7 separate regions of the Homo sapiens genome follow, and regions 2, 3, 4, 5, 6 and 7 are each linked to region 1. A link is a loop called in an ENCODE intact Hi-C map of the cell type or tissue named here. Cell type or tissue: heart right ventricle. All regions are shown on one strand. Region 1 has its middle 190 kb from the start of EGLN3-AS1. Region 2 overlaps EGLN3-AS1 (EGLN3 antisense RNA 1). Region 3 overlaps LOC102724945 (a long non-coding RNA gene). Region 4 has its middle 140 kb from the start of SPTSSA. Region 5 overlaps EGLN3 (egl-9 family hypoxia inducible factor 3). Region 6 has its middle 160 kb from the start of SPTSSA. Region 7 overlaps AKAP6 (A-kinase anchoring protein 6).

Region 1 (4,000 bases):
TTCCTGCCCTGAGTTCCATGAATCCCTTATAATAGAGTCTCCCTTTTTGGCCTAAGCTGTCTCAGTGGATTTCTGTCACTTGAAATCAAAGGAGTTCCAATTAATAAGGAAATGAGCACCTCTGCAGAGCATTTCCCATGGGTGCAGTCTTCAGCAGCAGAGAAATTCTTGGTACTTTCCATGAGGAACATGTGTTCTGGAAACTATACTTGTTTGGAATTCCTGAGAATAGTAGAAAGGACATTGTGTTGGGGTTTGGACCCTGAATTCTAGGCCTGTCTCCATGACACATGAGCTATATGCAGTCTTGGGCAAAACTCCTTGTCTCACTGGACTTCCACTTTCTCATATGTAAAAGGGAGAATGAAGCTAGACACACAGCTTGTGAACTTTTCATTCAAATTAGATAAATAACCCAATATATAAAACAGGTCCAAGCAGAGCTGCTCTGGCTGATGTGGAGAGACGCCTCAGCCTACCTACTTGGAGGTCAGGAGTGCAGCAGAAATAGTTGATACGAATGGTTTGTTGTGTTTGAAGATTAAAGAGTGAGAAGCCATCTGCATTGGTTGGAATATAAATATAGAGACTAAGAATGTAAGCATACCTTTAAGATGATGGCAGAGGAAGCCTGACCTAAAAATAAATGTTTGGAGCTGAAGTATAAGCTGGAGGACTGAGCGTACCCAGAGCAAACCCATCTGTTATCCTTCGTCCTAGAGCTCCATGTCTTTTCTGCATAGCACTTAGTGTTCAACTCCTAATAGAGGCATTAGCTCCATGAAGGCGGAAACCAGATCTGTCTTGTTGACCAATTCTTTCATGCTTTCAAATTCACCCAGTTCACCCCAAAGTTCATGACAGCATCATGTCATCAACAGTTCACTTAAGGAGCCAGGACTCTTGTACCTATAGGAAGCCCCTTCCTCTCAGGAGCACCAAACAGTTGCTGTCAACTTCTCCTCCTCTTCCCAGCAGTCACCAGTCTAAGATATGGGATGAGGAGGGAGAAACAACCATGCTGTCTAGAGAGCCATCAGGGGCTTTCTATTTTAATTAATTAATTAATTACCATGGTCTGTCCCTCCCCAGCTTCATGTAAAAATGGAGCTGCTGGGTGGATTGAAAATCTATTAAAACCCAACTGTGGCAGAGATGGCTCACCGTCCACTAAAAGTTTGCGCTCCTCCTTCCATGATGTGCCTGCGAAGAAGCTTCCCAGCCAAGGATTACATTCCCTAGCACCCCTTGCTTTTCTGTGTGATTCTGTAACAAATCCTTACAGATGAAATGTGAACAAGGCGATGTGTGTCACCTACAGATCGTGTTTGTCATTTGCCCTCAGATCCTTTTCCTTGCCCATCACCTGCTCTGCTCATTCTGTAGGGAATCTGTCCCTGCCAACCACAATTTTCCAGGCTTCCTTCCCTAGCTTTGGCTAGGTTTGGCCAGTGGGTGGGTTGGCCGGAGACTGGAGGAAGGGAGGAAGGGAGAAGCTAGGATATTTTAGCTTTGATCTCTTTGCTTCTGGTGACATCTTTGTGGTCTCAGCTCTTAAGTAACAGCCCCTTCTTTCATCGTCTCAGTTGCCCAGCAGCCCTCTCTGGTTCAGAGGAGTAAGTCATGAGTGAGCTACGAGTGGGAGCAGCTTTCTGCTGAATCTCTGGATTGCTTCACCTCCTCTATCTGGCTTTTTGGTTCTTGCTATTATCCATATGAAATTGCCTCTAATGGATTATGTGGCTGGGCTTTGTTTTCCTGATAAGACCCTGACCAATATATAGGCCAAGATGGTAAAGAAGCAGATGTGCTCCCTCTAGTCTCCCTTCCTGTCTCCTGGCTGGGGCCGTAGGTATGGTGGAACATGGCAGAAGAAGGCAAAGGGCCACCAGCAGGCTAGAAACACCACCGACATCAAACTATTATAGGAATAAAAAATAAAATTCTGTGTTGCTAAGCCACTGAAATGTTGTGGTTTATTTACTATAGCAGCTAGCCTTATCCTAATGTAGTAACCAAAATGGGAACGGGGACCTCAGGTGCCTTTCCACTTGGCCTCTTGCCTGTGCCCTCACATGGCCTCTGGGACACTGGCTGTGCAAGAATTTAAAATTAGAGTGAGTAGTATCTATGGTCCCTTCCAAGCCCTATGAATCTGGGACTATGTTCACTTTAAGAGGGTCCTGAATAAGTTGATAAGTTGAGAAATATAAAAATAGGGATGACTAAATGAAAATATTCTTCATTTCAAAGCTATTTGACTTCTGAAATCATTAATTCATTCACTTATTACCTAACATCAATTTTTTGAAGCATTTATGCCTTTGCTACACATTGAGTTACCAGTAATAGATTTTAGTAAGGCAGGCTCAGGGAAAGGGCTGGACAGTAATTGGGCTATGGGTGAGAGAGAATTCAAATAAAAAGTGTAAATAGAAATCACAGACCTTCCAGGTGCTGACCCTCTGGGGCTTTTGATGCTACCTTGGTCAAGTTGATTGTTTCGGGCTTAGTGGAGTACAAGGAATCCTGATAGTTTTCTGGGTAGAGTTTTATGTAGTTTACAGCAGCCATCATCATGCACTAGTTTCAGCCTTTGGTTGGAGGTCAGGAGATTCCACTGTGCCATTATTTTTTGTGTGTGGGTAAGAAAATGTGGCTGGTGTGATGGACAAATGTAACCATATTTTTCTTCTGGACTATTTTTGGCCTATTGATGGGAACAAGTTGTTACCAATCCATCATGCACTGGAGACAGGCTCATCCAGGGCCTGATTTAGAAGGCTTTCCTAGTGACCTGTGTGCTGGGGCACAAGTTTGGTCTGGGCCATTTATTGTCCTGGGTCAGCCACTGGTGCCTTGGACAGGATGGTAGCACATTGGAGGGGATGTCACATCAGGCAGGGCCTAGAGAAGGGTCTGGGGTAATGTCCAGATGTGGAAGAGGGCAGCTGTCATATGTGCTAGAAGCCTGTGAGTGGCTCTCTGGAACTCATGATGGGGAATGTGGGCCTCATGGTGCCTTTCATGGGAAAAGCAGTCAAATGTCAATTCTTCAAAAACTTCAGGGCTGAATTGTTCTTGATAATTTATTCATTCTGGATGGCTAAGAGTTTCTATCTTTTAAACCCTCAAAATGTTATTTAACCACCCAGAGAGGGTGTTTTTCTAAAATGTATGACTGCCCACAGCCCTTCCCTTCTTGGCTCCAACTTTACAGCCCTGAAAGGGCTCCAGAGAGTACACAAAAATCCAGCAGATGAGATTGTTCCTAAGGCTCAAATATTCTACATTCCTATGATTATGATCTGAAGATAGAAATATCTCTGAAAGGGTAACACTTTAAGCACTTATCAGTCATTTACATTATGAAAACACAGGGGGAAAAGAGAGGGGTTCTTTTCTAGGACCCTCTTGGTGAAGTCTTGGAGCAGAGACTTAGAGTCAGTGAGGATAAAAAGGAGTGACAAAATCACTCCTGACACTACAAGACTTAGCATGCTTCCCTTACCCTTTCCTTGTCCGTGAAATCCATTGGCCGTGCCACACCCTTCTTATCTCTGCTTGGGAAACCACCTGTCCTTTTTTTTTATGCTTTTATTTACATGGACATATTCCATACAATTTACCAGTTTATATGTTTCAATAGCTTTTAGTATATTTACAGAGCTGAGCAACCATCACTATGGTCAATTTTAGAATCTTTGTACTACCCCCCAAAGTAATCCTGATCCCCTTAGCTGTCACCCCCCCATCCTGCCATCCCCCTCCCTGCTGTAGGCAAACACTAATCTACTTTCTGTCTCAATAGATCTGTCTATTCTGGACATTTCAAAAAAAAGAAAAAGGGATCATACAATATGTGATCCTTTGTGTGTGGCTTCTTTCACTTAGCGTAATTTTGTCATGTTTCATCCTGTTACATCAATGTATTCATTCCTTTTTATTGCCAAATAACATACCACTGTATGGATATACCACATGTTATTTATCCATTCAT
Region 2 (4,000 bases), 170 kb after region 1:
TGTGAAAGGGTCCTGCACAGAGGCAGAGAATAGTAGACATTCATAGATATAAGGTGGATATGGTTTCCATTTCCACCTTTACCATTTACTTGCTGCGTTGAATTCAATGACTCAGTTAATTTTCAGAATTGTAGGTGACCCACTTGTAGAGCATGGATGGTTCCCTGTCCTCAAGGGTTCTACTATCATCTGGTGTTTCCCCCTCAGGCACCAACCAGAACGCCATATTTTAGGGAGGGTAAGGATTGAAAGAAGAACCTGCAAAGCATGGTCGCCAGCAGCATCATGCTCAGGACAGCCCTGGTCTGGAAACCCTGGCCAGCCATGGCATTCCAGAGGCACCCAGCCCGCCCCAGGGTGGGGTTAGAGCAGAGGGGTCTTGGGGAGCTTGCTCCATTCTCTGTTGTGACCGAAGATTGTGGGTGTACAAGCGTAGCCTCACCCGAGACATGCTCTCCAGGCCCATCCCTTTTACACCTTTAGCATAGCACTTGACCTGCAAGGTTGTAATTATTTTTAATTTGAATATTCAGAAAAGTACAAATGAAAAAATAATGATTACTCATATTCCAGCAACCCACAGTTAGCCAGTGTTGACATATTTGCTTCTAGTTTTATTTTATATCTATTCCTTAAAATAAAAAACTGCATGATATATAAGCACATTGTTCTTTGAAACAATTATTACAATATGAGAATAAGCTAAATTCCTATGACTACCATTTCAAATCTGAATTCCTCCCCTTCCATTCAAAGACAGCTTTAAGTTTGGTGTGTATTTTTCCAGCATATATATATATATATATATATATATATATATATATATATATATATGGGATTTTTTGTGTGTATGTACATTTTCTTTCTATAAATGGCATCATGCTGCATGTATCATTTTGCAACTTGCTGTTTTTCATTCAATATACTTTTGAGATTTTGATACACATAGATGCAGCTGATCCCTTTTAATAGCTCTAATAGTACTCCACTGTATGAACATACCACATTTATAGATAAGTGCATTTGAATTTTCCATTTTTTCCTATTATGAACTATGCTAAAATAGACATCACTCATACTCAGGACCACCACACTGCACAGTTCCAGAAAGCTCCATTCACTTCTACGAACGTGTCTTCTGGAGTTGTACAGCATACAGCCTGCTCTGCTGTGCTTGGCAGCCCCTGCCTGTATCTCCTCCATTTATTCTATTAACAAGATTTATTCGGTGCCTACTGAATTCCAGTGCTCTGCTTGTATTAATGTATTTAGACCTCTGAAATGTCCTAAAAAGTAAGTCGTTTTCACCATTTTTATTTTCCAAAACAAGAAGGTGAGGACAGATGGGGGTACTCACTTGGCTAAGATCACACGGTCTGTAAATTGCAGAGCCAGCATCAGAACCTGCACAGCCTGGTTCCCAAGTCTGGGTGCTGAACCGTCATACTAAGTCTTCCTCATGTTTCACTGTCTACTTAGTTAATATCTCCCACTCATCTGTAACCCTGAGAGCAGGGACCACGGGGAGCCACTTATTTTGCGTCACTGGTGCCCAAATAGTGCCTGATCTCCATGACAGGCTCAATAACGTTCTGTCAGTCACTTTACTCATGACTGCAAGCTCCTTTCCTAATCAACGTTTCCTCTCCCCCTTCCCCATGTATCTCTTTCCCTTCATAAGCACCCACCTCGTCTCCCTCTCCACGACATTCCAACCCCTGAGCAAGGCTTTGAAAAAGTGACATAGGCACATCACAGATGTGCCGTTGGCTCTAATTTGTGAAAGAACATTTTACCGAGGGGCAAAGGAGGACTTGGAATTTTTTCCTGCCCCCAGGAGGCCCAGACTTGCAACCCTGTAGGTCTAGAACTTAAGCGGAGGTCCTGCTATGTTCACACATTTAGTAGAGAATGACTTCTAATTCCGTCATTCAGCTGTCAGGCACGTAGGCCGCTTCCTTTTATAAAGCTGGTTGTCGTAACTAAACAGGTGCAGATTTGAGGAAATGCAGACCGACTGGAATGATAAGTCCCACTGCATGTGAGATTAGGTGGATAGAGGACTCGAGTCCCACCCGCCCTTTACTGTCTTTAGTCTCCCCAGTCCGCCCTGGGCACCACCCGCCGAGGCTGGGCTCTCGCAGCTACCTCTCCATCTATCTTCATGACAGCTGCGGGGGCCGGGGGCAACTTAGTCGGGACAAACGTGAGCGAGCGAGTGTGTGGTTCAAAGAAAGGAAACGCAAGGGACAAGGAGAAGGTCGAGCTCCGGCTGAGGAAGAATCACGGGCCGGGCTCGGTCTTGCCCGTCACCCTCGCGCCCCTACTTCCGGGCGGGCAGGCACCGATGGGGACTCCGCCCAGGGAAGGCGAGCCCCACGCCCACGTGGCTTTCGAGGGGGACAACCTGGGGCGTGGGGACACTGCAGGGCACAGGGCACCCGCGAGTGGAACCACCTAGGCGCCCCCTCCCGGGGCCGGTACGTGCGGGCTGCTGGCGCTGCGCGCGGGAGCCCTCCCTCGGCCCGGGGCTGCGCTGGAACGCGCTGACTCACGCTAGCGCTACGTGAGCTGCGAGCCTGCCGGGCGGGGCTGGCTGTCCAGCCCCGGCCGCCGCCCGCCGCAGTTACCGACTACCTTCGGGGCGGCCGCGGGCGCAGGCACAGTGCGTGTGGCTCGGTGTCCGCCGCGGCGCGCCCTGGCGAGACTTCACCCCGCGCCCCGCCGCGCGCTCGCCAAGGCTGCCCGCCGGGCATTTTTGATCATTTCGATTGTCCCTCCGGCTCGAAAGCTGCAGCAGAGCTGGGATCTTGCATCCGAAGCGAGGGCACCAGCCGGTATCTGCTAGGCAGGAGCGGCCAGAGTCGCGTTAGGGCGGCCTTGGGCAGGGCGCTTCGGTTTGGCCTCTCTTTGGCTCCGGGGGAGCCTGCGGAGGCCCAGGGCCGGTCTCTGGCTCTGCACTTGATGGCCTCCTATCTAGGGGAAGGGCCAGTTAGTATCCCACCCGCTCCCTCGCCATTGTAGCTCAGTTCATCCCCAAAGACCCCGTGGAGTGGCAAGGGCAGGCATCATCCAATCCATTTGGCAGAGGACATCAAAGCTGAGGTTTAGATATTCATCTGTTGACAATGATGAGGATGTTTCATCGTAACTTTTCTATCTAGAACCTAGCTCTCAGTTTATCAGTTCTAGTGCTAACGTGGCCTGTTTTAGCGGTGTCTCCCATTCTGTGTTCTCTGGAAAGACAAGTTAAAGGGGAGAGTTTGTATTAACAGGTGTCACGTCTTCTCACTCTCGCCATATCCCTGTACCTTCTGGTAGATGTAAACGGACACAACTGTGCTTATAAAACCAATAACTCGCCAGTCTTCCTCAGGTCCATTCAAGACCATTTGAGTGGGTCCTTGGGTGCCATGGACAGAAATCTTGTGGGGACATGGATGAGGGGGGCCTCCAGCCCCTGAGGACTGTCAAGACCAGGGCCTTGGGGAAGGGCAGCCGAGCTTCACATTGTCCCCACTTAGCCACTTGTCAGGGTTGCTGTGAGGCTCCAGATGAAAATACATGGAGTTTCCTTAACTACCGTGGCCCACAGAAATGACACATGAGATTCTTTTCCTTGGTCGTAGGATACTGGGGGCGGGGTCAGTGAGAGGCACTGTCCATCTCAGAAAAATCTGTATCACTCTTGTTTGCTCATCTTGAGGAAGCCATGGAGAGCACAGTTTCTATGGAGTCAGCAGAAACAAAAATGAGATTAATTCACACGTAAATTCTGCCTTTAGATACAGAGACCTAGGTTATAGGATCTTGACTGTATACACAGTTAAGCCATTTGTAGAGTTTTCCCTATTTGGGGGTAGTTTTTGTTCTGATTTTTTTTTTCAGAGGGGATGTTTGCCAAATTCTTTCTAGATTATAAAATTAATACAAACTCTCATAAAAGTGAATACACTAAAATATAAAGAAGAAAAAAAAAATCCCGTAATACAACATTCAT
Region 3 (4,000 bases), 150 kb after region 1:
ATCTCAAAAAGAGAAACAAAGGAGCCAGGAGAAGTAAGTAGTGAAACTACAAAAGCAGAATAAGCCCCAAAAACCCTTGTTTCCATGTCTTTGGAACTGTCGTTCTTACACTTTTGAGGTGTGGCTGTTCAACTCTTCCTGTACATTTTGTGAGATTACTAATATCCTTTCACAAGTAAATTCCTTTTTGTCTTAAGCCAGGTAGAGTTGGTTTCAAAAGAACCTTAATACCATTGAAAAATATAAGGAAGACCACATGTTCATGACTTAGGATTCTGTTAATAATTTCAATTATTTGCTAGCCTATGTGAGGGTGTTACCCACAATTCTGGGTCCCAGTAGTAGCTGGAAAAGTTGCTACCTAAACTGGGCATCCCCTCATCCCCTACTGTTAAATAGAAACAAAGACAAATATAGTCAATTAACTCTGATTACTAAAGACTCTGATAAGAATTGAACATCTTAGTTAAAGCAAATAATCAACTTGTATCGTTTAACTGTAGATAAATAGAAACCAAATGAATGAATTCACTCATTGCTAACATTAGGAGCGTTAGTCACCTTGGGGCTGCAGCACTGACATCTGCCCATCTAGCTGCCTTTAAAAGAACCATTTGCTCTGGGAACACAAACATCATCTCAACTACCTAAACTCAAACAACAGGTCCTTGAATTCAAACTTGTTTTGAAAAAAAATTATGATCGAGACACAACTTGAATCCTCTTATTACCCATCCATTTCTCTTTAGAAGTAATATATGAATAAAAACAAAATACTTGGAAATCTCCTAAGATTTTCTCACTGCTTGAAGTAGGAAGTCCCAATAGATAGTTCATTCCCGTTTGGTGAAGAAAGCAGCTAAAATGGAGGTTTGAGATGAATGCTTAGCAGCTGGAAGTTGCTGCATAGGGCGATAGCAGGAGAAAGGAAGCAGGTGAAAGTTCCTGCTGCTCTTATTTGGGGGAAGATGCTGGGAGAGGCCTTACAAGCTTGATGGCCTTGATCATTTATTTCTGAGTTCAGAATAATTGTCTCCCACACGCTTACCTAGAACCTCTGTGATCTTGGTTCTGAATAGGTTAATCTATTTTTAATGGCTACCCAAATACTATTAAGCTAATTCTTGCATTCCTTTGCTCTTCCTATTTAAAAACAAAAGTTCTGATAGTAATAGATGTCCCTGCCATTGTGGCCAAGAGAATCACCTACAGATGCTCTCTGAACAGAAAAAAATTGAACCTGAGATTCACATATCTATGCTTATAATTCTCCACATTTACAACCTCTTAGTCTTTAAAAAATCTAATGATTTAGGTGCAGAGTTCTTTTTTCTTAATTGTATTGTTGGACTTATCTTAAACATAATCTGTAAGACTCAACATAATATCATTTATCCAGTATTTTTTATTGTACTAAATTTCAGGACTAATCTAAGTTTAAACTCTTTATTTTAGAAAATCAGTAACAGCAGCTAATTAGCACATCTCATTCTGGATGTATTTGCCAACCAATTTCAGAGACTCATTTGCCTGTTAAGAGATTTTATTGAACACCAGCACCACAGACTCTCCTTTTTTTCTAGTAAACAGCTCATGCTTATTATCTTATTACAGGAATGCCACTGGTTAAATCAGGCTCTGAATATAAATAGCCATATTACTGCCATCAGGCATCAATGTTTATTTAGTGGCTGTGAGTCATGCATACCTCTTTGATCGGGTTTGGAATGAGCCATTGCCGTTTTTGTTCAAAAAGGTTATTTGCAAAGGCTACAGAAGTATCAGTTAGATTAAACATGAAATTAATCAGCGTGGAATTTTATCAGCCATTTCTGCCACCAAACACCAGGTGTCAAGAGCATGTGCAAATGAGGGCTGAACATAATGAAGCTGGGGACAGCTTAGTAGAGAGGTCAGAAAAGATTCCAAGAGGTCTGAGGGAGGAAAGGTGGAGGGAGGCAGCGAGGAAGGAGGGAAGACAGGCAGGCAGGTAATATTGAAGGCCTGCTGAATCATCTGGAACGACTTGGCAGTTTTACATAGCATATCTCATAGCACAGTGTGTGGAATGGGAGTTAGGTGACCTGCGAGCTTGAGCTCTGATCTGCCCAGTCCAGTGATCTTAGGAAAACAACTTAATGCATACAGGCATTACAAAGCATGCAGAGAGAACATATGACAAACTTGTACAAAAGCAGGGAAACCACCTCAATGTTTCTCTAGACTAAAAATATCAGAGAGAAATAGACCCAAGGCAGATGTGATGTGGCTTTTTGTTGATGAAACTATGATGGCAGAGAACATGTGGCCCTTTAACTGGAGGGCTCACTGAAACTGGGTCTATTCCGTCATTCAACATTTAGCGTATCCTCTGCTTGTCAGGCACAGTGCTGAGCAGGCCTGTGAGTAATTATACCATGGTTAGTGCTATGATGATTGCCACTATAAATTCCTGTTGACCTCATTCTCAACCCTGCTTTCAGCACTGCTCGGCGATTCTGATACATTATTCGGAGCGACTCTTCCCCCCATTGTCCACGAAGCCAATTTCTAGCACTCCCTGCTGTCTTCAAGCTTCTGTCTTCCCAGCCTCCATTCTGCTTACTCTCAGTGGCTGATCAGACCTTCCCTACAGTGAAAATAAATTTATCTACATTCACACTGATCCACTCCCTCTCCCATATTCTCATCTCAGGGAATGTCTTTCCTCTTAAAACAGGCAATCCTTCTATCTGTGATTTGGATCCCATTCCCTCCTGGAGGTCGTTTTCTACCTAGAATCTTTAATTCTTCCCTCTCAACTAGCTTCATCATTCCAAATTAAAAAAAAAAAAAATCCTCCTTCAACCATACCCCTCTTCAGGAATCCTCCTCCATTGTCAAAGGCAAGCTACCTGAAAGAATTGTCTACCTAGAATTTTCATTCCCTCGAGTTCCCTGGGAGACCGACACAGAGCTTCGAATGCAGGTGGTGAACTGGGGAAAGCTCTCAGAAGCTGCACCAGGGCTGGCATGAAGGAGTCTCTTGGAAACTGTGACTTTAAAAGATGTACAGCAGGCCCTCCAATAAAGTTGTTTGGTGCAATGTTCTTTCTTTATAACATTGGTGAGGGAAAAAATGTTTTATTGTACATCATTTCATTTAAAGTAGTAGTTTCCAAGAACCTATTCACTTTAAGTGAGGACCTACTGTGGATACAACAGTGGCATCATCCAATTCTAGGGAACTCTAGGGCTGGGATGGCCTTTAGAGATGACCTGAATTGAAGCAAAGGGGACAGGCCTTTGTAACCCCTCATCAACCAGCCATTGGATGCACAGGGCAGGCACATCAACTCGGGTAAGTCAGTTTCCTTTGATAAAAAGTCATTCTTGCAGAGGAATTCAGCTGTGAGCCATCAGCGGGCTAAAGTCCTGGCAGCTGGGGAATGAGTGCTTCAACCCTAAAAGGGGGTTCTGGGTGGCACAGCCTAGCACATGCTCTATAATGACAACCATCTTTCTGTCACCTGGCTTTGTCTCTCCTGAGCTCCAGACTCCATCGACATTCAACTGCCTACTGCAGATTTCCCTTTTGGCAACATGTGAGATACAATAAAACATATACAAAATTTAATGCTCATCACCACCTTCTACAGCTCTACTCCCTCTTTAGGGTTCTCTGTATTAGTCTGTGTTCACGCTGCTGATAAAGACATACCTGAGACTGGGAAGAAAAAGAGGTTTAATTGGATTTACAGTTCCACATGGCTGAGGGGGCCTCAGAATCATGGCAGGAGGCGAAAGGCCCTTCTTTTTTCTTTTTTTTTTTAATTTTTATTTTTATTTTTATTTTATTTTATTTTATTTTTATTTATTTATTTTTATTTATTTATTTATTTATTTATTTATTTTTTTTTTTTTTATTGATCATTCTTGGGTGTTTCTCACAGAGGGGGATTTGGCAGGGTCATAGGACAATAGTGGAGGGAGGGTCAGCAGATAAACAAGTGAACAAAGG
Region 4 (4,000 bases), 89 kb before region 1:
GTAATCCCAGTCCTTTCCGAGGTGGGTGGATCACCTGAGGCCAGGAGTTTGAGACCAACCTGGCCAATATGGTAAAATCCTGTCTCTACTGAAAAGATAAAAATTAGCCAGATGTGGTGGCATGCGCCTATAGTCCTAGTCCCAGCTACTTGGGAGGCTGAGGCAGGAGAATCCCTTGAACCTGGGAGGTGGAGTTTGCAGTAATCCGAGATCACGCCACTGCACTCCAGTCTGGGTGACAGAGCAAGACTCTGTCTCAAAAAAAAAAAAGGAAAAAAAGAAAGGGAGTTGCATATTCCCTATGTATCCTCTCTCTGGAGGTAGTGCAAAGCATGTGGGTTTTGGAGTCAGGCCTGACTCCGTTGTGTAACCTAAGGGTAAGATTTTGGCCTCTCTGAAAGCTCAGTTTCTCATCTGTAAAATGGGGATAATAATACCAGCCTCATAAGGCAGATGTGGTGATTAAGTGAAAAAATGAATGTAAAATGCTTAGAGCAGTGCCTGGCATGAAGCAGGTGCTTACTTTGCTCCTTGTCCTCCCAAGCCTCCAGTGGGAACTTCTGCTTTCGGAACAGTGCCACATTCTCTCTGGAAAACAAGCTATGTTATTTGTTAAGCTGCTCCAATGGCTCAGTCAATAGACTAAGAGTTATAGTCCCCAGAGTCAAACGACCTATTGTTATTAAATTGCCTTGGCCCTGCTAGTTTTGGGAGTTGTCATCTTGCACTGTTGATTTACAGTTTTCTTCCAACCCTTCTCTTGTAAATGTTGTTACTAGTTCAGGGCACTAGATGGCGCCATTTTACTAGGTATCGATAACTTTCAAAAACGGACCCCTCTGTCCTGCACTTTAAAAAAAAAAAAAAAAAGAAAAAGAATTTATATCGCATGCATCAGTATAGCCATATATTCCAGCACATCAAAGAAATACCTTTACATTTTGGTGTTTCTTTCATTTATAATAGGGAGAGTGTAATGCTGAGAAATCACCCAGAGGTGCACACGATTTAGTTCCATGGTTTAGTAGAGCAAGAAAACTATGGAGTAGACTCACAGGGAAGCCACAAATTTAATGGAAACTGGAAAATGAAGTGAATGAGGTAAAGTCAAATAAAAGTGGATTACTTGGTGTTTAAAGAATGGATAGGTAGGCTGGGGCACGGTGGCTCACGCCTGTAATCCCAGCACTTTGGGAGGCCGAGGCGGGCGGATCACCTGAAGTCAGGAGTTCGAGACCAGCCTGGCCAACATGGTGAAACCCTGTATCTACCAAAAATACAAAAATTAGCCGGGCGTAGGGGCACGGGCCTGTAATCCCAGCTACTCGGGAGGCTGAGACAGGAGTACTGCTTGAACCCGAGAGGCGGAGGTTGCGGTGAGCCGAGATCACGCCACTGCACTGCAGCCTGGGCGACAGAGGGAGATTCCGTCTCAAAAAAAAAAAAAAAAAAAAAAGAAAAAAAAAGGATAGGTAATGCCATGGTAAGCTCTAACAATGGAAGGATTTCTAGGGAAGATGATAAGCCGCTGTTAATCTCCACCACAAGGAAGAATAGAACAAGAAGAAATGGACTTATATGACTACATGAGAGACGTAAGTTAACTACAAGGAAGAATTTCTGGAGCCAAGGCAGTGTAATGTCACAACCAGGAAAATTATCAAATTTTTCTTTATTAATGTTAAAAACAAAGTAGACAAGAACTTGACATGTACAGGTTGGTTTATTTGCCATTCTACTAGAAGACGGAGGAAGGTTCTCTCCTTTATCATGATGCTTATTTGAAGCCTGGCATGACACAGGGTAGGACAATAGTCTTGTGTCCCAATCGTGCAGGCTGGGACTCGATATGAGCTAACAGGATTAGCAGTGTTTTGAAAAGTATCCCATTATTATGTGTCTGTATATCGGTATTATATTAGAGATCTATAGGAGTTGCTGGCATTTTTTTTCTTGGTTTCTAAAATACTTATATAAGGGTTGGGCTAGAGGGAGGAAAACGATCACAGGCGAAGAGAAAATCAAAGATCTCTTCATTGGCACTGTTTTTTGAACCTCTGTCTTGTTACTTATTATATGATCGCTCAGACTGTGGTTTGGTTTTGTTTATTGGCTATTCCTTATTGATACCTGTAATAGCTTGTAGATGAATATGGAGATTACATAGTTGTGATTATACACCAAGTCCACAAGGGGGCGCCAAACTCGACCTTCTCCCCAGAGTCACCCAACAGTACATATGGTGTCTATCCTGGTCGGTCTCCTTTCTTCCTCTCCTGCCCCATGGTACCATCAGTCCTCCTCCCGAGGTCCCATCTTCGTCCTGGGAGAATGCTTCATGTATGCCTTTTCAGGTTCTTCAGATCCTCATAGCAAATAATAAATAAGACAATAAAACTTTCCATTGCTCACAGTGACTGCCCCTCACTGCTTAACTTAGCTGCGCTATTCTAACAATACTACATCTTTCCAGGCTGGGCCTCACGTGGCTCATGCCTGTAATCCCAGAACTTTCGGAGGCTGAAGTGAAAGGATCCCTTAAGGCTAGGAGTTCAAGACCAGCCTGGGCAGCATAGCAAAAACTCGTCTCTACAGAAAATAAAAAAAAATTAGCCAGGCACAGTGGCATGTGCCTGTAATCCCAGCTACTTGGGAGGCTAAGGCTGAGGCAGGAGAATCGCTTGACCCCAGGAGTTCAAGGCTGCAGCGAGCTATGATTGCACCACTGCACTCCAGCCTGGGTGACAGAGTGAGACCCCATCTCTTAAAAAAAAAAATACTATATCTTTCCTAAGGTCATCTGCCAGGAAGGGGAGAGGTGAAGAAATAAAGATGGTGATGGAGGATTGGGATGAGGTGGAGAAAATTTAGTCCAGCCAGATTTTTCCTTTACTGATTATAAATGCATTGCGTGTTAACTGTAGAAAATTTGGAAACAGATATAGAATAGGACAAAAAGCAAAATTATTTATACTTCTGCTACTTCTAGATAACTACAGTTAATATTTTAAAACATTGTATTCTATGTAGCCATAGGAATTTGGAGAAACTGAAGCAACTGTTTGTAGAGAGCTGATCTGAAAAGTTATCCAGGGGCTAAAAAAGCAAGCATGATCTGTGGATCAGTGGGTAGAGAAAATCTGTTCTCAGAGAGAAAAGTGAGGCAGGGATCTAGAAAGAAAAGCAAATGAAGGTCTCTTGATCTCAGAGAGCAATAGAAAAAGTAAGAGTGGCTTTCTGGATATGAATAACTATTACGTATAAATTAAAAAAAAGAATGGCTTCCTGGGTCTTCTGTGCTTCTCCTTTTCCCAGTTCCCAGGATTAGGAGTTTTGAGCCATGACAGTACCGCTCTTAGGTCCTGTGAGCAGTTTCTCAGTAGCCTTTCAATAGTTCAAACAAGTAGGTTTTCTTTTCTTTTTTTTTTTTTTTTGAGGTGGAGTCTTGCTCTGTCGCCCAGGCTGGAGTGCAGTGGCGCATCTCGGCTCACTGCAAGCTCCGCCCCCTGGGTTCACGCCATTCTCCTGCCTCAGCCTCCCGAGTAGCTGGGACTACAGGCGCCCGCCACCACGCCCGGCTGATTTTTTGTATTTTCATAGAGACGGGGTTTCACCGTGTTAGCCAGGATGGGTTTTCTTTTCTTGAAATCAAAGACCTCTGACTAGAATAGCCACATGAAGTAATAGGAGCTTTATTATTACTGCTATTGACAACCTTATGGAAAGTGCCTTTTTCATTCCATCATTCACTGGAAAGCACAATACTGATGCTCTGCCCAGGGCCTTTTTTTACTATTCCCTTTAACCAGAGATTCAGTATGCTTTCACTTCCAACAGCCCATACCTACAACCCTTCTTTTTTTTTTGAGGTCTGCCCACCTACTGGAACCCACCTTACATGCACGCATAAAGAGCACCTGCCTGGAAATTTGTGCCCCACTGAGGGGACCACTAACCAATGACTGGTTATGGGAATATAAAGCCCTAGCCCCCTTTCCCT
Region 5 (4,000 bases), 300 kb after region 1:
TTACAATTGGAAAGTTTCCTGCCAGCTTCGGGAATGACACTGCAAAGCTGATGCCAGAAACTGCCAGAGTAATTCTCCTCATTACTGCTCTACCCACCCACTTTCAGCTCCCCAAATTAACTAGTGCAGTTGACTAATTCCTCTTTACCTTTATCATTTAGGGTGAGGCATTGCACAAAAACTCTCGACTTTGCCATATAAGGGCTGTGGTTCTCTGTGGTCCCTGGATAAGAGGCATCACCATTATCTGGAAACATGCAGTAAATGCAGATTCTTCATCTTCTCCCCAGACCTCCTGAGTTAGAAATTCACAAGTTCTCCAGGTGATCTCATACATGCTAAAGTTTGAGAACCATTGAGTAAAGTTAATGCATTAAGAAGAGATTAGATAGGGATGGTGGCGTATCTTCCTACAGTTTCCCTGTTAACAAGAAAGTCAGAGGTCAGTTGATCAGACATTAGATTATTTATTGCTAAAACTAAAAAAAAAAACAAAAAACGATTTTTAGTTCACATTTATAGCCTATTATTTGTACCAGCATATTTAATTTTCCAGAACTAGAATTGAAGCAAATTTTGGAACCAGTTCCCTCCTGTTATGGTGAATGGAGGTGAATGTCTGGCCTTTGGCAAGACAACTGCATTTGAGGCCTATGTGGACCCTGCAGGGGCTACAGAGATTTTATGGTGGGCTTGAGGTTGACCTGCACTGGGAATAACCAAAGCAAAGACAAGATGACTTGGACAAGTAGGGTCAATTTTCTTGGCCTCTTGCCTTTGTTAAAATTCCCCCTTTGGATCTTTGAGTTTACAGACTGAATACCAAGCACACTCTTTTAAAAAAATTCTTGCAATTGTTTGTATTTTGTGATTTTTCTATCACTCTGGAAGGGTGATAGGCAAGGATGAGGTAGGTGGAGTCAAATATTTCAAGTAGAACCAAAGATCTTAGTTCCCTCAAAAATGAGGTGGGGGTGAATTTGCTAATGTCAGACATTAGATAAACTGAGTTGGTAAAGCACGTCTTAAGACCTCACACTCTTCAGCCAGACCAACTGGGTTCAAAAAGGCAAGTTACCTAAGCTCTCTGTGCCTCCATTTCCTCATCGGTAAAATGGAGATAATGTTCCTACTTCATGCGGTTGTTAGGGAGTGTGAAGGAGGTCCGATTTGTGAAGCACACAGAACAGTGTTGGGCACATAGTAAATGCTTTACAAATGTTTGTTTAGTAAATAAATATAGCCACTGAATTTCATGAGTTCTAATCTACGCTAACTTGCTGTGTGTCATTTCTTTCATTCAGCAGATCTGTTTTTCCAAGTGCTGAAATGCATATGTAGGTTTCTCCTGTTTTAAGATTGTTTCGGCCGGGCGCGGTGGCTCACGCCTGCAATCCCAGCACTTTGGGCGGCCGAGGCGGGTGGATCACGAGGTCAGGAGATAGAGACCATCCTGGCTAACAAAGTGAAACCCAGTCTCTACTAAAAACACAAAAAATTAGCCGGGCGTGGTGGCGGGCGCCTGTAGTCCCAGCTACTCGGGAGGCTGAGGCAGGAGAATGGCCTGAACCCGGGAGGCAGAGCTTGCAGTGAGCCGAGATCGCGCCAGTGCACTCCAGCCTGGGTGACAGAGCGAGACTCCGTCTCAAAAAAGAAAAAAAAAAAAAGATGATTGTTTCAAGGCATTTTTCATGACATTTTGATTGGTAACTTCGTTTTTTCATATATTATCCATTATTAAAGTCTTGTCTTACCAATTATTTTGAGTTATGGATTCTTTAAGTACTTTAGGATTAAGTTCAGATGAAAATTTCAAATATTCCATTCTCTGATGAGCCTGCAGTCACAAGTATTCCTTGTCTCTGTTATGCTCAAAGCCTTTAGAGAGCCATAGGTGATGTTTTATTATTCTGATAAGGCTGTTTTCTCATATCAAAGGAAGTCGAATATTATGTTTCTCTATAGAAATACCTGTGATAACTTCTAGGTCCATAGGGTAACTTCTAGGGTTAATGACTTCTACCAAGGACTTGGAGCGGTGTGACTCAGGGCACACACTGCTGCTCACCTTCCCAGTAACCAGGAAATTAAACAAGATATGTGCAAAATGCCACCGGGCTACATGAATTCTCAGGAAACAGCAGCTGTTAATATTTGGGGAAAGGCATCAGAAAGGAAATGGTTAAATGCGTCTTGATGTCCTTATCCCTGGGCTGGACTGACCTTTGCTGATTTTATAATTGTGAGGAAGCCCGGTTGAAAACATTTCTCTGGTGACTGGGGTAGAGATGGGGGAGGGGGATGGTTCCCAGTGTCCGTTCCCAGCTCAGGCTGCCTGGCGGTGTGCTCGGGTGTGGGCTGGCTGCCACCCTCACGCAGCGCACGTAGCCCTGTCACTCAGCCATCACCCTGCTGGCTTAGAGCCAGTCCTCCACGGGAAGGGCGGCCTGCCCAAACCCAAACACCCTGTATTAATATGGCGATGTTGCCGGGCCTGTTTACTGTGCCTAATTGCATGGGCTCTGGCTGAATCCCCTCCAAGGAGAAGAATTAACCACAATGCAGAAAGGAATGACAATAGTCTCTTAAATTCCTGGCCTCTGAGCCTTTCAGTGGCTTCTTGGGGGAGGGCGATTCACTCAGAAGGTCGTGCATGAAATGCGGGATCTCCTGGAATAGAATCTTGATCCCGCACAGTTCAACTTTAGAGGCCTTTGAACCCCCTAGAATTTCGTGCAGACTTCTGTGTGTGCGTGCATATTTCTTACATCCTTTTAATGTAAGAATCTCAAAGGGCTATTGTGCCTGGTAGAACTATCATCACTGACCCAGGAGAACTAGATGGATGCTTCCACGCTCTGGGTAGTTAATGATCCTGAAGCTAGGACCAAGTTCATCTGAGGACAGGTTTTAAAGTGAGAATGGTAAATTCTCTGCTATTCAGGCACGGTGCTCTCACCTGGCCAGGAGGGTGTGGGCAGACCCACTTCACTAGAGCAACCGAGAGTCGGTTATTACTTCTTATTTTTTATTTTCAGAAGTTCTGAAGTTTCTACAATATTAGAAAATTCAGGTGTAGGTATGTGATGACCGTTGTTCTACCTTGGGAGAGAGGTCATGTGTAGCAGTGTTCTGGGTAAGTAGGTTCTGCGAGAGGAATTATTTTTAGTGTGGATTTAGGACAAATGAGGAGGGCAGAAGTAGTCTGCATTGTGGAAGTAGAGTAGTAAAAAACATTTTCATGAATAATTTGGGGTTTATTGAAAGGATTACCTACCTGACAGGTATTTGTCTGGTATTCTGAATCTTCCAAATGGTCTGGTGAGATGCTGAAGCTTTGGAAAGGTGAACACGGTGGCTGGACACAGCTTGTGTTATGGCCCACCAAAAGTGTATTTTCTCTTTCCCCCTCATTTTATTACATCAGTCTGTAACTAGAGGCACTAGAAGTCAGGAAATAGAATAGCTAGGCTTGCTCTTAACCAACAACAAAGATGACCAGCAAGATGCCAAGGTAACTGATGACAGTTTACACAAAATTTCTTACTTTTCTAAGAGCTCACGTTTGCTTACAACTATTTTCTTCATGCCCGTCTAGGTGAAGTTTGAATGTCTAAAAATTCTAAAGCACTTTTAATACTTACAAGTTAGCACTGCTTCATCATCACATTGAGACCTTTTTTGTTCAATTCTGTATAAAGGATAAGACCAGCTGGCAGCAAATGTGAACTTTTGCAGTGACATTTTCTTAAAACTTGGAGAAAGCTTTGCATAGTTGCCATCGTCTTGTAAAGAGGCCCTGTGAACATTGTTCTGTAGGAATTTAATTTACTTGACAACAGTAGATCCCACAAAATGTCCTTGAAGATCACATATCCCTGAACAAGGGAGATGATAGAAGGTTGAAGTAGTAATTCCAGTTTGCTTTTCATGTCCTCCGGATTTAAGTTGCAAATGATTTTTTGAGTTCTTTTCTCTCACTCCTTGTCAGAGCCAAGTG
Region 6 (4,000 bases), 67 kb before region 1:
GGTAAACTCTGTGGTCCCTCAGCTTCTTCATGGTGTTGGGTCTTTAGAGAGGCTCGGCATATGATTTATTGATTCATGATGGGGGATAATTAGGTAGGAAGAATTAGAGTAGACAGACAGAGTAGTTAGAAAGACAGACTGTTCAGGGCCCTTATAGCCACCTGCATCCAAATGAAACTATATTCTGGGTTGGAGCACAACTTGATCCTCTCTGTGAGAAAGCAGCACATGGCCTTCTCTAAAGATTTTATGAATGGGAGTGAGAAATGGAGGAGAGCCAAAGATAGCAGCTGGGCTATTCTCTTGGACCATGCAACATAAAAAATCTTTTATGGAATAGGTTCTACGTTTGTCTGGCACAGTGCAGGAAGGGTAAATGTTCTCTTGCGGCATTCTCCACCCCCTCCCCCATGCCTGCTCTCCTTTGTGATCCCTGGGAGAGAGCACTTCTCCAAGCACAAGCCGAGGAGTAAATGGTGCAGGCAGAGTAAAAGAATCCTCCCCTGCCCCGCAAGCCCCGCTGGAGGCTGCCGGCCCAGACAGGGCAGGACACAAGGCAGTTGCACAGAGAATAAAGGTGTGTGCATGTGGCTCAGGGATCTGAACAAAGCTCCAGTGGTGACAAGCGTCCCAGGAAACCAGACTGAGAGCTGGTCACAGGCCTACAGTGTATGCCAAAGTGTACCAAATCTGTGGCAGGAGAATATGTGTGGTCGCATGGAAGCAAAGCTCAGATGATCCAGTTAAGTAGTCATCCATGGGAAGGCCGGGTAAGAGCAGCGCAAGCCATGGACCATTGGAGTTCTGCGGGTCGGAAACAGGCAACATCAGGAATTAGGGAAGCTGCCCTGCTATGAGGCCAGGTGGTTTTGTTTAAAATTTTTTTTTTTTTTTTTAATAGAGACAGGGTCTCACTGTATTGCCCAGGCTGGTTTTGAACTCCTGGGCTGAAGCAGTCCTCCTGCCTCAGCCTCCCAAAAGTGCTGGGATTACAAGCGTGAGCCACTGCACCCAGCCTAAATTAAAACAAAAACAAAAGCTAAATCCACTAGCAGAGTCGGAGGAATTGGTTCTGAGATTTTTTGGTTGAGAGGACCTCCCACCCACCGCCCGCCGAATACCTTGAGAACCAATTTGTGTTACGAAGCCCAAATGGCTCATTTCTAGGTTCCTTACTAATGTAATCCTATGTAACCCTATACCCTTTTCCTGACCCTCAGCCACTTTTCTTCCTGGCTGAGGGCTGACCTATCACCTTTGGAAGAGAACACAGGCAAAGGAGGAACGGCAGAGGGGGCTAGGGGTGGGGCTGGGGCTGGGATGGCTGGTACACACACCATCTCAGGGTGGCTGGTGGCTGTGTGGGTGTGGGGTGCGCTCTGACCCTCGCCTGCAGGCCGCTTTTTCATAGCATTGCCATCTATGCCTTTGAAGCAGAAAAGAAATCCCACTTTCCTCTGAGGCCCCTTTTGTAATATGGCTTTCCTCTGGCTGGTTGGATTAGTTAAAATTTCATCAGCTTCCCTTAAAAAAATTTCATCTCATGAAAAGTGAGGATATCTCTTGAAGATGTTCTCCACCTTCAAGAAATAAAGAATCTGATGTGCTCTTATTCTAGAAACTTAGTATCTCTTGTAAGCTTAAACAAGTCAGATGGTGTGCTTTAGAACTATATAGATGTATTTGTGGTTGTTCAATGGTTGTATTAAAAGAAAAAAATGAGATTCCCACTCCCTTCTCCACCATCCCAATGTTTTGTGTTCTTCGGGGTGTGAGAGTGGGCAGGTGTTCAGACCCTGGCAAAAAAAGACCACACATCCTGAAAACCAACTCAAAATAATAGCAGCCAGCATGAGATGATAAGATCAAAGCAGTAGGGGGCAGTATGACACAATTGAACAGAGGTTGCTAGTCTAATAAAACATCAGAAACAAGGCTCTTTGAGACAACAAAGGCAAAAATTGTGCTAAGAGCTGTAAATCTTGCATGCTAAATTCTGGTGCAAGAGACAGTCATGGTGTATCATAATTAAACATGCTACTAAAACATAAATTTCTTACTGATAACTTCCTCTTAGTGGCCTTGTTTCCCAAGGAGTGAAACAGAGCTGGTCACCCATTAGCATTAATTGGAAAGATTTCTGGTGTCTTCAGCACAGATTTGCCTTTTGTGTACTGGAAACGACAAAGGAAAAATAAATCACCATTGTCATAGCCATCAGTGTTCCCTAATCATCTTTATGAGTATGAGGCTGTGTTAGTGCTGAAGGACGGGGTTTGTTGGTTGACTCCAGCATCCTCCAAACTTGCAGGCAGTGGGTGGAGAAGAAGGACCATTTATAGGTACTGTATTGGTTTCTTTGGGCTGCTATAACAGAGTACTACAAACAGAGAGGCCTTAAACCACATAAACTTATTCTCTCACTTTAGGAGGCTAGAAGTCCAAAATCAAGGTGCTGGTAGGGTTGTGCCTCCTCCAAGTCCTGTGGGGGTGATACTTGGTTGCCTCTTCTTGGCTCCTGGTGGTGGCCGTAGATCCTTGGTGTTCCTTGGCTTGTGACAGCATAACTCTAATCTCTTCCTCTGTCTTCACATGGTGTTCTCACTGTGTCTCTGTCTTTACATGGCTGTCTTCTTATGAGGACATCAGCTGTGTTGGATTAGGGGCCCACCCTAATCCAGTATGACCTCATCTTAACTAATTATAAGGATCCCATTTCCAAATAATGTCACCGATATGGTTTGGCTCTGTGTCCCCACCCAAATCTCATCTTATAACTCCCATAATTCCCGTGTGTTGTGGGAGGGACCCAGTGGGAGATGATTGAATCATGGGGGCAGGTCTTTCCCATGCTGTTCTCATGATAGTAAGTCTCATGAGTTCTGATGGTTATTATAAGGGGAGTTTTCCTACACAAGCTCTCTTCTCTTGTCTGCTGCCATATGAGATGTGCCTTTCACCTTCCGCCATGATTGTGAGGTCTCTCCAGCCACATGAAAGTGTAAGTCCAATAAACCTCTTGCTTTTGTGAATTTCCCAGTCTCAGGTATGTCTTTATCAGCAGCTTGAAAATGGACTAATATAGTCACCTTGCGGGGTACTGGGGATTAGTCTTTTTTTTTTTGAGACAGAATCTTGTTCTGTTGCCCAGGCTGGAGTGCAGTGGCATGATCTCGACTCACTGCAACCTCTGCCTCCTGAGTTCAAGTGATTCTCCTGCCTCAGCCTCCCAAGTAGCTGAGATTACAGGCAGCCACCACCACCACAGCCGGCTAATTTTTGAATTTTTAGTAGAGATGGAGTTTCACCATGTTGGCCAGGCTAGTCTTGAACTCCTGACCTCAAGTGATCCTCCCACCTAGGCTTTCCAAAATGCTGGAATTATGGGTGTGAGCCAGCTCACCGGGCCAAGGCTTTCGATATATCTTTTTTTGGGGGGGGACATAATTTATCCCAACAGGTCATAGATATTTTTGAGTTGTTTGGATTCTGCCACCTGATCTGACCTGTTACCATATCATAGCATCTCTCAAACAGGGCCAGTCAATTCTGGCTGCCTACCAGCCTACTGTATCTTCCTATAGACTATTTGCTAAACAGTTACCTGAGTAATCCTTTTAAAATGCAAATTGATCAACACAAGCTCCTGCTTAAAACCCTCCAGTGGCTTCCTATCCCTCTTAGAATTCCCAGGCTTAAGTGATTTGGCCCCTGGTGTTTCTCTGATCTTTCCTTTTTTTTTGGACACAGGGTCTCGCTTTGTCACCCAGGCTGGAGTGCAGTGGCATGAACATGGCTCACTTCAGTACAGCTTTGACCTCCCAGGCTCAAGCGATCCTCCCGCCTCAGTCACATACGTAGCTGGGGCTATGGGGATGCATCACCATGCATGGCTACTATTTGTATTTTTTGTAGAGATGGGGTTTTGCCATGCTGCCCAGGCTGGTTTCAAACTCCTGAGTTTAAGCAGTTTGCCCACCTCAGCCTCCCGAAGTGCTAG
Region 7 (4,000 bases), 1.7 Mb after region 1:
AAATGAGTACTAAGGACAGTATATAAAAACCCATGTACAAGAGAGGTGGTTAGGGTCACTTGCATTTTTACACACCATCGACTCAGGTCTCTAAAAAGGGAAGCAATACACTCATCCTCTACCACACAGTTTTGTCATTCTTTATCATCTGCAAGGCTATTTGCATGCAGCAACAGGATTTTAAAGCTGTTTTTCTGTTATATAAACATGCTGCAAAAAACAAACACCAAAACCTGAAACATTATCTCTTTCCCCTCTTTTCTCCCTCTCCATCTCTCCCTTCTCTCTCTCACTTAACATCATAGAGAACAACAGTTCTGGAACCCTGTGAACTCGCATACAGGTAGGACTCCCACATAATGTTTATTCAATCCAAATTCTGAGTGTGTAAGAGGGGCAGAAAATCAACCCCACAGTTGAGTACCCAAGGATTCATGTTCATTGCCTTTGTCAATTTTATGCTATCAGTGAAAGGAATAAAGATGAGATCCTTACAGCTTGAATTTTCATTTCCTATGACACGTGCTTTTTCTTCATGCTTTATCACACTCCACTACTTAGTTTCCACCCCTTCATAATTGATATCGGCCATTTGAAGCATTCAGTAAAAACCCCACGAGGTTCATCGAATGTCCCCCAGTCTATAATTCTTGCTTTTAACATTCAGAAGCAAATTCATCTGAGTGTTTTCCACTTCCCCTCCATGGTTTTCTCTATGCACAGGGATGAGTGTAATGACAGTTGTATTAATTATATGCTGAAAAACCCACATAGCAGCAAAAATGATGGAGATCATCATTTTAAATATTTTATTAAAATAACCCAGTGTAGAACAGATAATGTAGACCCTCTTGATAATGAGAGGTTCATTAATTTTACAAGAATTCTAGAAAGCTTAGAATGGTCATCAAAATCATCTCTTTCATTTATTTGTTTTTAAGAAAGGGAAAACCTTCAGTTGCTGCTTTAGAGAACAAGGGTCTAATAAAATTTTCTAAGGTATTTTTAAATAATTACTTATCCTTCCAGGAAAAGCTTTGAAAAGGTAGCTTGAAACAGAGATGATTTAGGTTTCATAGTATTACTTGAAATGCCTGTAAATTTTCATCTTCTGTGACCCATTAAAATTTGGTTTCATTGACATATAGTAACCTTTGATAAATAAAATTGATATTTCTCATAAACAAACAAGCAGTACATTAAAATCCTTTGATTATTGACAGCAAGAACAACACAATCTTGCCTACCAAGTGTGTCTCCAGATACAGTTTAAGGTCATCCATCTCTGCTTTAGGGGGAGTCCAATTTTCTGTAGTTTCCATGGCTTCATTTAACCATTGAATGAATTCATCCAGTTTGTTTACAAACCCCTTGTGAAAGGAAAGAAAAGGGGAAAAAAAGGGGCAAGAAAGGCATGTTAGTTGGTTATTCTGTAAAAAGCCAATATTAAAAGTTCCAAATTTTATCCATGATCAAATCGATCCCACCGCACTCCTATCCTAGTTTCATCTTTGCTGTAATGGAATTTCCACTATTCCTGGACCTGAACTCTTACCAAAATGGGAAAGAAACTGTCAATGCTTCCCTCTCAGTTTTTCTCTAGAATCACTTTTCTGAGGAATTTGGATTGGATTGTGGGGTGTCACTGTATGGGTGACCTCAAAACATCAAAACATTTCTGGTGTCTGACAAGCATCCCCCTGCCAAAAAATCAGGTCAGGTCTGCTAGGAACACTCGTTGGCTTTGGGGGATTGCCAAATCCTTTACAGGGATTGGCATTCCTGTAAAGATGTTGTTCTTCACCCAGAAGCCTGTGGAGTTTAGTTGCCATAGCTGAACTAGAAATATATTTCAAAATTACATAAGTATTTACAGGTCCTTGGACGAGTTCTGTCCACAGCCCAAATGTCTGTGTCTGAGCCTGTGTGCTACAAAGGAAGGAAGCGTAGAAAGTGGGACCAATGAACAAACATAAATACTTGACTTCGGGTATGTACAGACATAAAGATATATTCTTGGCTAGGAAGCACAAATCACAATAACCTTGCAATTTTTCAAATAGTGGTTATAAAATTTTATTGGCCATTTAGAAGTATACATCTGTAGAAACAGAAAATATTTTGAAAATATGAAAGCCCAACTGCAAACCTAAGTGAAAGAAATGGGGCTGGGCTCCTGCTTTCCGTGTCTGGGTAAACAGCACCACCTGGAGGTCATAAGGAGCAAGGGCAGGCTTCCACACATAACTAGGAATGGGTTGAGATGCCGTTTCCCTATTAAACTTAACCCATTCTTCAGATGTGCCTTTCAAATAATCTTGATTAATATTTTTAATGCTTAACTGAGGATGTCCTGACACTGAAGTGGAAAGAGGTAAAAGTAAATATTTTTTATAATGTTTATCACAAGCTAGGTTTTGCCATTAGGGTTTTTCCTAGATAATATTTTAAGATTCATAAACCTTTAATTCAAGCAATTAGATTACCTCAAAAAAAATCATGAGAAAAAGAGAAAATGGAATTGTGGAGAGTGGTAAGTAAAAAAACAAATAACACTCAGGAACACAAATTGTTTATTAGAGGGGGACAAAGCAGAGATGTGGGCACAGAGTCCCATAGAGTCAGATCATACCATACTGCCATGCTCTGGTGTGTTGCCAACCTGTTTAGATAGAGCTCAGTCTATCATCCCACATAGTGGTACATCATATGGTTTCCCATATTCATACATGTTTCCAAAAGCTTTTCCTATTGAAAATCTCTCTATTGTACCAAGTCTCCAAGGAGAGTCACACCCAGGGATACATATCACAACCAGATTTCACAAATGCAAGATTTCTCATTTATATTCTTTCAAAAATCTATCCCAATTGGTTAGATTTGATAAAACTAATGAGAAATATCATCTTAGAGACATCATAATCACAAACTGAGACCTACACAATTGCAATTGGCTGAGCTGGGAACTATATGGTAGTTTAACATTCCTCCAGTCCTAGACTCCAACCCTAAACTGATTGACAACATCATTGAGGTTTCTGTTGGTCATCACTCAGAAGATTTTCTTCCAGGTGAGGTGAAAATATGTCCAACAGAGAAGGTTTCAGAAATTTCATACAATGTATTCCCTTACTAAGTGAATTTTCTGGTGATCTACCAAACTCAGCCTTTTTTTCTAATTTTCTCATATTGCAACTCTTTCCAAATGCCAAGAATCCATGCAAGATCATTCATTTTGCCCCTTCTCCTATCTTCAGGGTATCAGTTTGTCTGTTCTTTCGCCTTTCCTGCATTTGCATAAATTTGAGAGTTGCTTTGCTTTTCATTTCCTCCCAAATACTTGACTCTTTTAATATCGAAGTTACACTTACTCAAGCTCAGTCTTCTCAGTAGAGTGTCCCATGTGTTCAAAATGTTATTTCCTAAACTCCTTTATCTGGTAGACTACCTAGGGATCAGAATATTTCACAGGTTCATATCTGACTTGATGTTTACCATAGATCCCTTCAGATGTGTACAGTAAATCTGTGAGCAGAAATAAGGGCAGAGTCTGTTAGAACTCCAGTCCTAATTCTCGATACTCTCATAATTAAAATTTTCGTGAAAACTTAAGAGACCCTTTGCTGACCAGATGGACTTACAGAAGTATTGTCTGTCATCTGTGGATGCTAGTCAGAAAAGCAGAATTTAGATGGTTTATAAATGGGAGATGAAAATAGTACTTTATACTTCTTGCAGCATTAAACAGTTTTTACTATTGTATTTAGAATTGTGTTGTTATATCTGTACATATAAATTGGTTTGGGGAGAAAATTAAGTCAGAAAGTATATTATTTAGGGAACAAGTGGTTAAATCCAAGAAGATAAATAGTGAAAGACGTTATTTGAAATGTAACTAGTTAAAAAACCATGCACTATCTTCTCCCCTTCAAAAACAAACACAAATAACCTGTGTGTGTATGTCAGTGCATGGTTGCTTCATCATAAAAGTTAGTCTTAG

The links. A loop is a pair of places that touch in the nucleus more often than their neighbours do. Peaks named below come from ENCODE experiments on the same cell type or tissue, not always from the same donor. Only the 100,000 strongest peaks of a DNase experiment are listed, where the experiment ranks them.
Region 2: a loop joins it to region 1, with 2.1 times the contacts of the local background. A loop is called at or near these places in 10 of 110 quality-filtered maps.
Region 3: it touches region 1 in a loop (2.5-fold over the local background); 31 of 110 quality-filtered maps call a loop at or near these places.
Region 4: it touches region 1 in a loop (3-fold over the local background); 3 of 110 quality-filtered maps call a loop at or near these places.
Region 5: a loop joins it to region 1, with 2.0 times the contacts of the local background. A loop is called at or near these places in 13 of 110 quality-filtered maps.
Region 6: it touches region 1 in a loop (2.8-fold over the local background); 19 of 110 quality-filtered maps call a loop at or near these places.
Region 7: a loop joins it to region 1, with 5 times the contacts of the local background. A loop is called at or near these places in 18 of 110 quality-filtered maps.

What each region holds. Positions count from the first base shown.
Region 1 is chr14:34,232,520-34,236,519 of GRCh38, reverse strand. No RefSeq gene overlaps it. Among named protein-coding and RNA genes, the nearest start is that of EGLN3-AS1, 190 kb to the right of the region's middle. In heart right ventricle, no CTCF peak of the experiment used is centred here; a DNase peak (open chromatin) is centred at 2,059; H3K27ac peaks cover 530 bases.
Region 2 is chr14:34,058,860-34,062,859 of GRCh38, reverse strand. It overlaps EGLN3-AS1 (EGLN3 antisense RNA 1), which reads right to left. Exons shown (of 3, transcript NR_184209.1): 3 at 498-3,728. All of the region lies in intron 5 of LOC102724945 (a long non-coding RNA gene), which reads left to right. Among named protein-coding and RNA genes, the nearest start is that of EGLN3-AS1, 21 kb to the right of the region's middle. RefSeq lists a silencer at 2,284-2,643 and an enhancer at 2,542-3,043. In heart right ventricle, CTCF peaks have their summits at 2,294 and 2,494 (motif pointing left); a DNase peak (open chromatin) is centred at 2,419; H3K4me3 peaks cover 1,498 bases; H3K27ac peaks cover 3,036 bases.
Region 3 is chr14:34,079,689-34,083,688 of GRCh38, reverse strand. The region is part of intron 5 of LOC102724945 (a long non-coding RNA gene); the gene reads left to right. Among named protein-coding and RNA genes, the nearest start is that of EGLN3-AS1, 42 kb to the right of the region's middle. In heart right ventricle, no CTCF peak of the experiment used is centred here; a DNase peak (open chromatin) is centred at 2,487; H3K27ac peaks cover 3,878 bases.
Region 4 is chr14:34,321,336-34,325,335 of GRCh38, reverse strand. No RefSeq gene overlaps it. Among named protein-coding and RNA genes, the nearest start is that of SPTSSA, 140 kb to the left of the region's middle. In heart right ventricle, CTCF peaks have their summits at 809 (motif pointing right), 1,990 and 2,201 (motif pointing right); a DNase peak (open chromatin) is centred at 2,208.
Region 5 is chr14:33,936,876-33,940,875 of GRCh38, reverse strand. The region is part of intron 1 of EGLN3 (egl-9 family hypoxia inducible factor 3); the gene reads left to right. Among named protein-coding and RNA genes, the nearest start is that of EGLN3, 12 kb to the left of the region's middle. RefSeq lists enhancers at 2,241-2,310, 1,941-2,912. In heart right ventricle, no CTCF peak of the experiment used is centred here; a DNase peak (open chromatin) is centred at 2,395; H3K4me3 peaks cover 882 bases; H3K27ac peaks cover 4,000 bases.
Region 6 is chr14:34,299,208-34,303,207 of GRCh38, reverse strand. No RefSeq gene overlaps it. Among named protein-coding and RNA genes, the nearest start is that of SPTSSA, 160 kb to the left of the region's middle. In heart right ventricle, a CTCF peak has its summit at 1,872 (motif pointing right); no DNase peak of the experiment used is centred here.
Region 7 is chr14:32,574,490-32,578,489 of GRCh38, reverse strand. It overlaps AKAP6 (A-kinase anchoring protein 6), which reads right to left. Exons shown (of 14, transcript NM_004274.5): 5 at 1,248-1,370. Among named protein-coding and RNA genes, the nearest start is that of AKAP6, 250 kb to the right of the region's middle. In heart right ventricle, a CTCF peak has its summit at 2,214 (motif pointing left); a DNase peak (open chromatin) is centred at 2,189; H3K4me3 peaks cover 452 bases; H3K27ac peaks cover 662 bases.